2 separate regions of the Homo sapiens genome follow, and region 2 is linked to region 1. The links are chromatin contacts, found by Hi-C or POLR2A ChIA-PET in ENCODE. All regions are on one chromosome and are shown on one strand. The core of a region is the stretch at or near the end of the contact, and the rest is flanking DNA. Distances in the headings are between cores, read along the strand shown.

Region 1 (6,740 bases), core at 3,862-6,361:
CCATATAGATTTAGGTTAGACAGCTGGCAGAACCTGATAATTAAACAAGGTAGAGAGCTCTTAGGAAGCTTTTTAAAATGCAGTGGTTTTTAGGCCCCATTCCTGCCTCACAGAATTATACTGTTTCAGGAGAGAACAGAAAGGAAATGCTTTATGATTGCAATCTTCCCTTCTGTGCCCATGGGGCAAGGGATACTTCTGACTCCCACAGATGCAACATCAGTGATCTGGTGAGAACAAACAAGGTTTTCTTCCCCAGAGCACTCAGGATCCCTGGAGAGAGTGTGGAACATGGCATCCTAGAATATTAGAAGGGTAAGGGACTGAGAGATTGCCTATATTAGTCAGGCACTAGGGGCTCACTAAATAACAACTCTCTTTTCACCCACATTCTGAACCAACTGAGAAATAGGGCACAGAAAACCAACAGATGGGGATCAATATGTCAGCTTTATGACTGATAAGAGCTAGACTGGGAGATATGGTTTAGAAGTGAGGTCAAATGGGCTTGCTTACACTGTTCCCAGAATAAACTTCCCACCTAGTTACAGGCAGTGCTGGAAAGACTGCTGGCCTTATCTTATGGGGATCTGCCTCTGTTGTGGCACATAGAGGAACAGAATAACTGTCCCCTTTAATCAAGCTGGCTCCCAAAGAGAAGAAAGAGAAGGCATTAAACTAACCATGCCAAACTTACTAATTAGATAATTCATATCTTCTTCATGGAGAAGAATGAATAAGGGGTGGAAAGAGAGGCCAGGAATTCTGCTCTAGTGATTTTCAAATTTTAGTAAGCATCAGAGTCACCTGGCGAGCTTGTTATACCACAGATTGCTGGCGTCCACTCCCAGAACCCTGCAGTAGGGCCTGATAAACTGTGTTTTTAAACAGATTCCCACATGAGACGGTTATCTAGGGACCACACTTTGAGAACCGCTTCTCAAAGGAAATCTCTCCACTTGGAAACATTAGGAGAATAAGTGTTGCTCTTGACAGCCAGATCTTGTTTGGTTGCTAGTGACAAAGCCAACTCAAACTGAAATGCAGGCTGAGTATTCCTAATCTGAAAATCCAAAATCTGAAATGCTTCAAAATCTGAAATTTTTTGAACACCAACATGATGTTCAAAGGAAATGCTCATTGGAGCATTTCAGATTTCAGATTTTCCAATTAGGGATGCTCAGCCGGTAAAAAGAAAGCAAATACTCCAGAAACCAAAAAAATCTGAAATCTGAAACACTTCTGGTTCCAATCATTTTAGATAAGGGATACCCAACCTGTTAAAAAAAGAAAAGGTTATTGGTTCATATAGCTAAATGATATAACAGTCAATTTAAGTTCAAGCACTACTAGACTCATAGACTCAAATGATGCCTTCAGAACTCTGTATCTCTCAGCTCTGTTCTGCATGGCTCTAGTCATAAGGGGGGTTTCCTCTGGTGTTGGCAAGATGACTCCACTTATATTTTCCCTAAGCCAGTGTTTCTCAAACGTGAGCACTATTCAGAATCACCTGGAGGCCTTGTTAAAGCACAGATTGCTGGGCCCCACCCCTGGAGTCCCTAATTCAGCAGGACTTGGGTAACAACTGAGAATTTTCATTTCTAGCAAATTCCCAGGAGCCACATTTTGAGAACCACTTCTCTAAGCAGTTTCTGAAGAAAAGAAAGAGGTTTTATCTCTCCTGACTGTTCTTTTCCAAACCATTCAAAAAACAAATAAAATAAGACCTGGAATTGATTCTCATTAGCTCCAACTGGACGGATTTGAGCTGAATGCCCGTGTCCCTGAGCCAACAACTGTTCTGATGTTCTCATCAGCCAGGCTTGGGTCAGAAGTTTCCTTAAGTACTCCAGAGGTACCTGGAGATGCAAGTGAGGTTAACTCCACATGAGCTATCCAGACTGAAAATGGGTGAGGGATAGAGCTACATAAAGGTGCTTTTAGAAAATGACAAATGAATGCTGGTGGGCACTAACAACAGAGGTTCTCTACCCTTTGTTTCATAGATTAAGAAACAGAGAGGTTAAGTGGCTGTTCTGTTTTATCCCACTTGGAAGATAAAAGTTTTTTGAAAGGGCAGCTTGGCATAACAGACAGAGCATGCATGGGTTTTAAACTAAGAAAACCCATCCTCACCACAGACAAATTGACTGGTTTGGGGCAGATCACTAAGCCCCTTTAGTGTTTCATTCCTCTCTTTAGTTTTTTAAAATGAAAGTAATAACACCTACTCACAGGGTGGGATGAGAGTGTGATGATTTTCTAGAACATGTAACACTTCTTTATTAGGAAAGTATTAAATATGAGTTTAATTTTTTTTTTTGAGACAGAGTGTTGCTTTGTTGCCCATGCTGGAGTGCAGTGGCGTACTCTCAGCTCAATGCAACCTCCATCTTGCAGGTTCAAGCAATTCTCCTGCCTTAGCCTCCCAAGCAGCTGGGATTACAGGTGCATGCCATGAAGTCCAGTTAATTTTTGTATTTTTAGTAGAGACGGGGTTTCACCATGTTGGCTAGGCTGGTTTTGAACTCCTGACCTCAGGTGATCTGCCCACCTTGGCCTACCAAACTGCTAGGATTACAGGCGTGAGCCACTGTGCCCGGCTTAAATTATTTTAAAAGTTGATGTGAATTATAATGTATGAAAATTGAAACTACCTAGAGTTACTACTTTTTGTTTTATAAGTACTATTTTCCCCCTACAAAATAGGCAAGATGAAATATTTGGTAACACTATTGAGTGAAAGTCTGAGGAAAGACACTTTAATTTATTGCTGATTGAGCTCAGCCCATATCCTAGGACCTTCCATTTTCCTCAGTGGCCCAGTGCCTCATGGAATTTTATCTCTTTACCTGAGGGATTTTTTTTCTGAACTGTGGAAGTCCGTGCTGGCCACCAGCAGGCCAGGCCAGGGTATTATCCCAATTCACACCTCCACATCCCAGAGCAGCTTTCCTCCTATGACTCCTGGGAGTTTCACCTTCTTCACCTTTGATAAGGAAATTCCAGAAGTAAGTATTTTGCACCATTTCTCAGAATTATTCACTGTAGTATCTGGCTTAATAACACATCCCTTTAATGGCTGCCTTCCCATCCCTGCGTCATTCCCTCTCCCCCAGCTTTCTGGTGTTCCCTGCACCTCCCAAATATACAAATGCACTAGAATCATTGTCACAAAGATAGGTTGTTCTGGAGGAACCTCAATCAAGATATAAATAGTCCCCGGGAGTGGGCAATGTCTAGCAACGTTACAAATTTACATGTCCTTTGACCTGGCAAATCTAATTCTAATAACAATTTTAACAAGTATATTCACACATGTGCAAAATAACTTATATAATGTTATTCACTGAACCACTATTTGTGATAGCAAGAGACTGACACAATTTAAATGCCCATTAATAGGGAACTGGTTAAATAAATCAAAGTTCATTGATACAATGAGATACTATGCAGCAAAAAAAAAAAAAAAAAAAAAAATGCCTGCTAACTTGGAACAATCTTCAAGATTTATTTAAATGAAAAAACAAGATACCAAACAGCATGTGTGATACACTACCATTTGTGGAAAGGGGGGAGCATAAACAAACATGTATTTGATTGTAATCACAGATTTTCTTTCTGGAAGAATAAGAAACTGGGAAACTTTTCTCTTTTTTTTCTTTTTCTTTGGAGTTTCCTCTTGTTGCCCAGGCTGGAGTGCAGTGGTGCAATCTTGGCTCACCGCAACCTCTGCTTCCTGGGTTCAAGCAATTTCCTGGCTCAGCCTCCCGAGTAGCTGGGATTACAGGTGCCCACCACCACACCTGGCTAATTTTTGTATTTTTAGTAGAGTTTTTACTGCATTTTGACTGCATTTGACTGCATTTTGATGTGGAATTTTTTTCACATTTTGAAGTACTTTGGATTTTTTCCTTTTTTTTTTTTTTTTTTTGAGATGGAGTCTTGCTCTGGCGCCCAGCCTGGAGTGCAATGGCATAATCTCAGCTCACTGCAAGCTCCGCCTCCCGGGTTCATGCCATTCTCCTGCCTCAGCCTCCCGAGTAGCTGGGACTACAGGCATGTGCCACCACGCCCAGCTAATTTTTTATATTTTTAGTAGAGACGGGGTTTCACCGTGTTAGCCAGGATGGTCTCGATCTCCTGACCTTGTGATCCACCCGCCTCGGACTCCCAAAGTGCTGGGAATACAGGCGTGAGCCACTGTGCCTGGCCAGGAAACTTTTCTTATATAAACCCTTTGGTGCCTTTTGAATTGTGAGCTATGTGAGTGAATTACCTATTCAGAAAAAAATGACTTAATTGAAACCTTTAAAAAATGAATGTGGAAAAAGATTTTATATTCAGAAAGTTATTTTGAGTCATTTCAGAAACACATTTATTTGTGTAAAGTTAGATGTAACTACAAACCACAAAACTACAAATTGCAATATGTCCAACAAATGTGTACCAACAGCCACCTAGAGCTTTAAAGGTTTAGATAATGTGTTAATTAATCAGAGAGGTAGAAAGAATAAAAGACAGGTTAAGTTGTTGAAGATCCCAAAGTCACAGTTGGGGGACTTGGAAGCTCTCATTATAAATAACATCTCACCTATCCTGTGAACCTGCTATGAGATTAGAATGTACATGTTATAGGTGAGGAGACTAAGGCTAGAGAGCTGAAGGGACTGGCTGAAGGTCACTTAAGCAGAACTTGAATTCCAGGTCTATCTGACCCCAAGGCAAGATATGTGCCAACATCCCCTCAGTGCTATCTATTAAAGATTCAGACCTTGATAAGAGGTGATAAGAGCATTGAATAAGGGGTCATCGCCCAAGGTCCAGGCCTGAAAGTACTCTAGTAAGCAGGAAGGATAGCCATTTGGTCTTTGGCCCCTTTGTACAGATTTTCATGCCAGAGCCAGAGCATAGAGTCCACATCTTTCTGTGACTACAGCATGACAATGCCATACTACAGGGAGGGAATCTATCAAAACTGGTTTGGAAAATATTTTTGACAAACATCTAGTAAACACATTTTTTGTGCACTAAGCTGAAAGTTCTTGAAAGTACAGATCATTTTGCCTTTGTAGCCCCTGGCTCAGTGCCTGGCACATAGAGGTTTCTCAGAAAATATTTGGTGAGTGAATGAATGAGCCAACAGTTGGCAGCACAGTGTGAGGCAATGCAGGAAGTCCAAAGAAGTAAAATACACAGTGCTAGGTTATAACTCAGTTGAGGAGACAAGACAAAAATATCACAATACTTAGGTAAGCATAGGAGACAGGCTATAAATAAGGCCCCCGTGTCAAATGAAGCCTGAGCTACATGCAATCAGAAGTAGAAGAATAGCCCTGTACAGTACAGTGATGGGAATATGTCATCTAGATAGGCAGAGATCAAGAGGAAGGCATTCTAGGGAAGACAATTTCTAGTGGAGATGTTTTATAAGCCCAAAAGCTTGACACAGGGGAAAAAAACTATAAGATTTGGAATTAGGCCCAAGGTTTGAATCCCAGATCTACCCTTTATTGATGGGCACAATTACTTAACCCCTCTGATAAGGATACTATCTCACAAGACCATTGTGAGAATTAAGCTAATTATATTGAGAACCTAGTCCAGTGACTCACTCATGGTAGGTGTTCGATAAATGATTTTTCACCTTCGTACATGGAACCCAAAAGTCTTCAGCCAATGGCTACAGGTAACAGTGAAGAAAGGGTGCTGGCTGGAACACTGGGAGAGATTTAGGGGGCTAAGCTCCAGGAAACAGACTGGGATGGAAGTAATGTGGGGTGGGAGAATGGGACTTCAGAGCCAGACTGAGATAGTTGGACTCTACAGCCCCACCTGTGGCCATTTTAGATGGCTGGTATTAAGGATCTTGTCCTTCCTAGAATGCTAGGCTGAAGACAAACTGGCAAGAAGGAGGACTAAGGAGAGGGCAGAGGAAAGATACTTTTCTCCAAGCCCTGAGATCCTCCAGACCTTGAGCCAGCTGGAGAATAATGGGGAACTGAAGTCCCCCAATAGTATGTGGGGCCTCCCCAGATCCAGGGACAGTCTAAAACTGGATTCGGGTAGTGGGGCCAAGGGAGATCCTCCACTGCTGCCCCTGAACATCACCTTAGCCCCACAGCCTCAGTGAGCAATCCAAGCTCCAAGCCTAGACACAAAGCCCTCTCCTCCTCTAGATCTTAGTCTCCCTCCCTTGGCTTGTTGCTCTTTGCTCCTTCACTTATCTTTGTTTCTGTTTTAGTCTCTATCTCAGCTTTTCTGTCTCTGTTCCAATTGTTCTCTCCTTCTGTCTTTGTTTCTATCTAAAAGTTTCTTTTTCCATTTTACTCACATTTCTCTGAATAACAAGGCATGGCTCCCTGGGAAATTTTCTTTGCGTTACAAAAACCCAAAACAAAGCAAAACAAAGACACCCAATAAGCCCGGGTGTTTTGGTATTCACAAAAGCATATGAATCTAAAAGCCAGTAATAATTTAGATTCATACCTCTATACCATAAACAAAAATATATCTTAGACTATTAAAGAGTTAAACATAGAAAAGCCAAATCACGGAAAAACTGCAGGAAATTGAATTTACTATTTATCAGATCTTTGAAGGAATGGTAACTTTCAAAGCATTAAAGCAAAGAAGAAATCATGAAGGAAAAGATTTTTATTACAGTGGTACATGCTTGTAATCCCAACTACTGGGTGGCAGGTACAGGAGGTTAGTGGGGGGCAGTGGTGAGATGG
Region 2 (6,165 bases), core at 1,422-3,921, 41 kb after region 1:
GAAAGTTCTATTGGACATTACTGGGAGACCGGCTCCCCCATTATCTTCTTTTGTTTTGTTTTTGTTTGTTTTAATTTTGTTTGTCATTCACCAATAATCCCATTATCTTCTATAATAGTGGTAGGCAAACTTATCCTGTAAATGGCCAGATAGTAACTATTTTAGGCTTTGAAGGCTATAAGTCTCTGTTACAAGCTACTCAAACTTGCCATTGTAGCATGAAAGCAAGCATAGACAATATATAAACAAATGAGTATGTCTGTGTTCCAATAAAATTTTATTTACAAAAAAAGGACAGTAAGCCATATATGACCTCTGTTTAGTTTGCTGATCCTTGCTCTACCACACTACTCTATTTATTTCTTTCACAGTGCTAAGTGTTTTGTAATAACTTGTTTACTGTCTCTCTCCCCATATCAGACTGGTAGCTCCATGAGGGCAGAGCCTATGTCAATTTTGCTTGTTAGAGAGAATCCAATACTGACATATAGTATAGGCTTAATAAAACTTTGTTGGCTGACTGAGTGAATAATGTGCCATTTACTGGACTAGGGAATGCCAGAGAAGGAACAGTTTTTGAGAGAAGATAATGATTGTCTTTAGGGACATGCACGTGTTATTATAATTTCTCATTTTTATTATTCTCTCTGGAGTCCCATTCAGCTCTAACCTTCTTTAAATCTCACTAGTTTTGAGGTCTGTGATGTTTTTCAGAGTAGCTGCTTTTTGGACTCACTCTCTGGGAGGCTGTAATTGGAGGTCCAGCCACTGGGGGGATTCCCTGGGACATCCACCATGAGCCAAAGCAGCAGGAAGAAGATTTGGGCCTGGCCTGCCCCTCCCACACATTTGTCAGCATTGGCTCCAAGAACTCAGATTCCTTTCCCATTCTGTTTGGGCTCAGCTAAATTAGAAAGACCAAATCTGTGACTTAAGGAATTACTTCATGCAGAATTTTCAAAATTTCAGTCATTCATGTGCCTCCTTCACAGTTTTAACTGCATTTCCATACCGCCCACACAGAGGCTTACTTAATATTTTCAGCTCTTTCAAACATTTTTAATGTTCAAATTAAATTGGATCACTCTTTGCTCAAAAAATCAAACAGCCTCCCATTACAGAGTAAATTTCGGAGCTCTTACCGCAGTCCACAAGGCCCCATGTCATCTGGCCCCTGGCTACTTCTCTGACCTCATTTCTGCCATTCATTCAGTCAGCCACACTGACCTCGTATTCTTGGAACATTCCAAGCAAGCTGCTACCTCAAAGCCTTGGCTCAACCTACCTAGAATGCTTCATTCCTCACACATCATTCCTCAGAAGGGCCTTCCCAGGCCACCCTATATAAAATATAAAATAGCAGCTCTGTTTGGTCTTCCAAATAAGTTTTAGAATCAGCTAGAAAAATTAAACACACACACACACACACACACACACACACACACACACACATTCAGAATATTGATTGGGATTGCATTAAATTTCTAGAATAATTTGGAAGAACTGACATCTTTATCATATTGAGTTTTCTTCCCATCCATGCTGGATCTTATTTGTTTAGGTTTTACTTTATAGTTTTCATTAAAATTATATAATTTTCTTGATAAAGACTAGGCGTACATCTTTTATGAGATTTATTTCTACACGTAAACAATGTTGTTGCTTTTGAAAGGTTATCTTTTAAAACATTATATAGAAAGTGCTTGCTATAATCCTGTTTTTATTTTTAATATTATTTATTTATGCCCTCTCTTCTTTTCTTCATGGTGAGTCTTACTGGTATCAGAGGGATGTTAAAGAACTACTAGCACCTAATGGAGACATTCTTCTTGATATAATCAAAAGTATTGAAAAGGAATGAAAAAGGGGGTAATTAAATATTCTTTAATGCTGATATTCATGTGGAAACTTAAAATTATTTTCTGTCCTACCAATGCTATATGACTTCCATACGGGGAAACATTGATTTATTAAATGTCATAACCACATTGAAATGCCTTTAGGGCTGTCAGTTGCTTTGGCTCACCTCTAGGGCCTGTCTTTAGCTCGGGAGTAACAGAAGGATCTGGGTTAGGAGACATGGGTGTGAAAGGTATCCCAGAGAAGAGGGGGATCCTAGAGTCTGGATAAGCTGGGAGGCCCCCTCTCAACACCCCATAGAGATGTGCTGTCTCTATGAGAAGTTGTTCAAACAGAGGGGTTGCCTAGGGCAAGGATCGGAGGTGGAGGGAGCAGGGGGTGGCACAGGCTTCCCTCCCTTTCCCCACCAAAGACTCAGGCTCTGGGTGTGAAGCAGGAAATGGGGTCTTCTTAGAATTGTTGAGGTTTCCTGGAAGCCTGTGAGGGCTGAGACCATCTGGCTTTCTAAAGTTCACTTTCTGGTGGAGGAGGGACCCCTATCTGGGGACATAGGCTCACTAGTTATAGATACTGAGGCCCTGGGGGTACAGATGCTGGACTGGAGGAAGAGGCTGTTAGCCCTGGACTCTTCCAGTCTCCACTGCTATTTACCCATGACCACACACTCCCTGTCCTCTGGTCAGTCTTTGCAGCCTGTGCTTGTCAAATCAAACTATGTGTTCTGGGAAATATGAGCATTTTAAGGCTCCGCCTTATCTGATAAACCCTTGAACTGAAGAAGGCAGGAAGCCACAGGCTCCTGGGTGGGCAGTACCTACCTGGGGTTACCCCCGACCTCAGAGGGGAAGGCAGCTGTTCTGAGTCATCAAGTAAGCCTAACAACTAACACCCACTTACACGTTCACATCATCAGAGAGGGAGGCGAAGGCCAAGTTGAATGCCTGGAACGGGGGCACTGAGAAGAGCAAAGGCTTTGGGATGACAGGGCCCAGGTTCTAGTTCTGGCTCTTCCACCTCCTAGCCATATCTATTAGATAACCTCTCTCAGTCTCTGAAAGCCCAATAACACCATGGTGCAATGCGATCCCACTAAAAAAAATTGTAGGCTAGGTGCAGTGGCTCACACCTGTAATCCCAGCACTTTGGGAACCTGAGGCAGGAGGATCACTTAAGGTCAGGAGTTTGAGACAAGCCTGGGCAACGTGGTGAAACCCCATCTCTACTAAAAATACAAAAATTAGCCGGGCGTAGTGGCGTACTCCTACAGTTCCAGCTACTTGGAAGGCTGAGGCAGGAGAATCGCTTGAACCAATGAGGCAGAGGTTGCAGTGATCCCAAACTGTGCCACTGCACTCTGGCCTGGGAGACAGAGCCTTGCTAAAAAAAAAAAAAAAAAAAAAAAAAAAAGTAATATTTTGTAAGCTCATATGAATTTTATAATTAAGAAAAGAACAATGGTAACAGTTTATTGTAAAGTGCTAGACAAATACATATTTTCTATTGTTATTTTTATCATTGTTCCTTTGTCCAGTCCTACAGTCAGAAAATATCACATAAGAAAACAATGCCTTCTTACATGTCCCTTACTAGAGGCAGACAGATTTTAGGGTGGGAGTGGTATGGGAGAAAGCAGAGGCTTTTCTCTTAAAATTTAAAAATATTCATACTAAAGAGGACTTCAAAGAGGTTACAAACCCAGGGCCAGGCACAGTGGCTCACATCTATAATCTCAGCTCTTTGGGAGGCCAAGGTGGAAGGGTCACTTATGCCCAGGAGTTTTAGACTAGCCTTGGCAACACAGCAAGACTCCATCTCTACAAAAAATAAAAAATTAGCCGGGTGTGGTGGTGTGGGCCTGTAGTCCCAGCTACTCAGGAGGCTGAGGTGGGAGGATCACTTGAGCCAGGGAGGTCGAGGCTGCAGTGAGCCATGATCACACATCTGCACTCAGCCTGGGTGACAGAGTGAGACCCTGTTTCAAAAAAAAAAAAAAAAAGAGGATACAAATCCGGGAAGCCATGGAATGGTAGACATGGAAGCACCTACAGTAATACACTCCGTATGGATTTCTCAAACACGTATGTAAAAACATAAATGAAGTTCTCAAAAAAATGAGATGTCCTGTCTTAAATATTTGCAGGATATAAGGGTCACTCAGCTCTTTTAGCTTTATTTGAACACAAAATATTTAATATTTTGCATGTAGAGAATAAGAGGTAGTCAGCATGAAAAGGGAGAAGAAAAAGATTTGCAATCAATGCTGTGTAGGAAGAAAGCAAAATGACAAATATGAGCCTACTCAGCAGATGGATATTAGAGAGACTGAGGAATAGACAAGGGGCAAATAGATAGAGAGACAGAGCAGAAAGAGGAGAAACGAAGCTGTGAAAGCAGAGACCATTCCCAGGCCCCATAGCTGGGTGACAACCTCTGAGATGATCCAAGGAGTCTGGCTCTGATTAGAAGACTTTATTCACTCAACAAATTGTTATGTTGTGCATACTGTGGGCCAGGACTCTTCTAGACATTAGAAGTACAAAACTGAACAACTCCAAACCTCTACTCTCATGTAATTTATATTTTAGAGGGAGAAGACATAATAAACAAGTAAAGCTAAAAGTATGACATGTCAGGTGGTGATAAAACTTTAGATAAAACTAATGCTGAGCGAGGGCGACAGGAAGCGCAGAGGAGAGGAATGAGGGAGAGAGGTGGGAGCCATGTGCTATTCTCTGTAGCTGATTCCATTGTCAGCCTCACCAGGAAGGAACCATTTGAGCCATGGCCTTAAAAGACCCATGTGAACTCACATGCAAAAAAATGCAATAGGAATCATCACAAAAGATGCAGTTGATTGTCCAGCCAACATCCAGTTATTCCTTCCTTCTCTCTCACAGAACCCTTCTCCCTTTGCCAAGATGCTGCCGTGTGATGAGGAGAAAGCTGGGCTCAATCTCTAATCCCAGAGGTGGATCCTGTTAGATCCCAATTAGTCTAGGTCAATTATGGCTATCCAACTCCACTTACCAGTGAGTGTGTTAGGAAGCCAGGCTTAAGCCAATCAACATAGGGAATCCCCCTGATCACTGTCATTGGTCCAGAAGCAGGCACATACCCTAAACTAGCCTAAGCATATTGAAAGGAAGGGTTTATATTTCTGTTTGGGGAGGAGATTTTTTTCTCTGTTAGATGAATGTGAACAAGGAAGCATGTTGTCACAGTTGCTCAGGACACAGTGACACAGCCGTCTCTGGACAATGAGGGAAGCTAGCCTGTAGACAGAGCCAATACAAAGAAGAGGGCAGAGCTGGGAGCACTACAGAGAAATGGAGTCAGAGCCCCGATTATTCCATGCCTGGGGCCTGCTCTACTTCAACACTCCCCATTATGTACTGTGAAGAATCTCCTTACTGTTTAAGCCAGTTCGAGTTAGGTTTTCTGTTCCCTGGTCCTTAAAGGTTCTTAACTGACAATAAAAATAATAGCAGCTAACATTTCTTGAGAATTGGCTTGTGGAGGCTCACACTTTATACTGGTAATTTTTAAAAATGTTCTAAACAACCTTACAAGGCAAATGCAACTACTGTGCTTATTTGTAAGACACAAGTGATTCTGCTAAAGGTCATTTGGGTGGTTAAGTTGCAGAATGAAAATCTGTCAGAACTCAGAGCCTGTGCTCTTAATCACTGTAGTGATTCCATCCATATGTGAGGCAGAGGAAAACAGGAAGGAGATTGTGAAGAAGTCCCAGGAAGAAGAGGAGATAGAGATATTATTAATTATATTAATATAATTATATAATATTGCTATCTCCGCCTGGAACCTCATCCCTGGGACAGTTTTTCTCTGCCTAGGAACTTTTTTTTTTTTTTTTTTGAGACGGAGTCTCGCTCTGTCACCCAGGCTGGAGTGCAATGGTGCGATCTCGGCTCACTGCAAGCTCTGCCTCCCAGGTTCACACCATTTTCCTGCCTCAGCCTCCCGAGTAGCTGGGACTGCAGGTGCCTGCCACCACGCCTGGCTAATTTTTTTTGTATGTTTAGTAAAGACGGGTTTCACTGTGTTAGCCAGGATGGTCTTGATCTCCTGACTTCATGATCCTCCTGCCTTGGCCTCCCAAAGTGCTGGGATTACAGGCGTGAGCCACCGCGCCCGGCCATTCTCTGCCTAGGAGCTTCTTTTTGTTAAGAACTCGACTCAGATCTATCTTCTCCTCTAAGAAGCTTCCCCACATTCCCAGCTCCCCAGATCTCCAACCTTCTGGGATCCCACAGAAATGTGTTCAGATTTCTATTATAGCCCAGG

Evidence for each region. A loop is a pair of places that touch in the nucleus more often than their neighbours do. ChIA-PET counts read pairs that join two places held with the same protein, here RNA polymerase II (POLR2A). Pooled maps may share reads with other maps.
Region 2: a loop to region 1 is called in a map of prostate gland, with 2.4 times the contacts of the local background. The contact joins two enhancer-like sites. A Hi-C loop is called at or near these places in 18 of 168 maps with a recorded cell type or tissue (IMR-90, Right ventricle myocardium inferior, aorta and 10 more), 4 of 37 single-sample maps with no recorded cell type and 25 of 50 pooled maps. POLR2A ChIA-PET finds 5 or more read pairs at or near these places in 16 of 52 experiments (A549, A673, AG04449 and 12 more).

What each region holds. Positions count from the first base shown.
Region 1 is chr11:14,369,285-14,376,024 of GRCh38, forward strand. No RefSeq gene overlaps it. Among named protein-coding and RNA genes, the nearest start is that of RRAS2, 13 kb to the left of the region's middle. Within about 2 kb of position 5,112, at least 7 of the 41 ENCODE cell types and tissues checked have a DNase peak (open chromatin) inside an H3K27ac peak, as active enhancers do.
Region 2 is chr11:14,412,665-14,418,829 of GRCh38, forward strand. No RefSeq gene overlaps it. Among named protein-coding and RNA genes, the nearest start is that of RRAS2, 57 kb to the left of the region's middle. Within about 2 kb of position 2,672, at least 5 of the 41 ENCODE cell types and tissues checked have a DNase peak (open chromatin) inside an H3K27ac peak, as active enhancers do.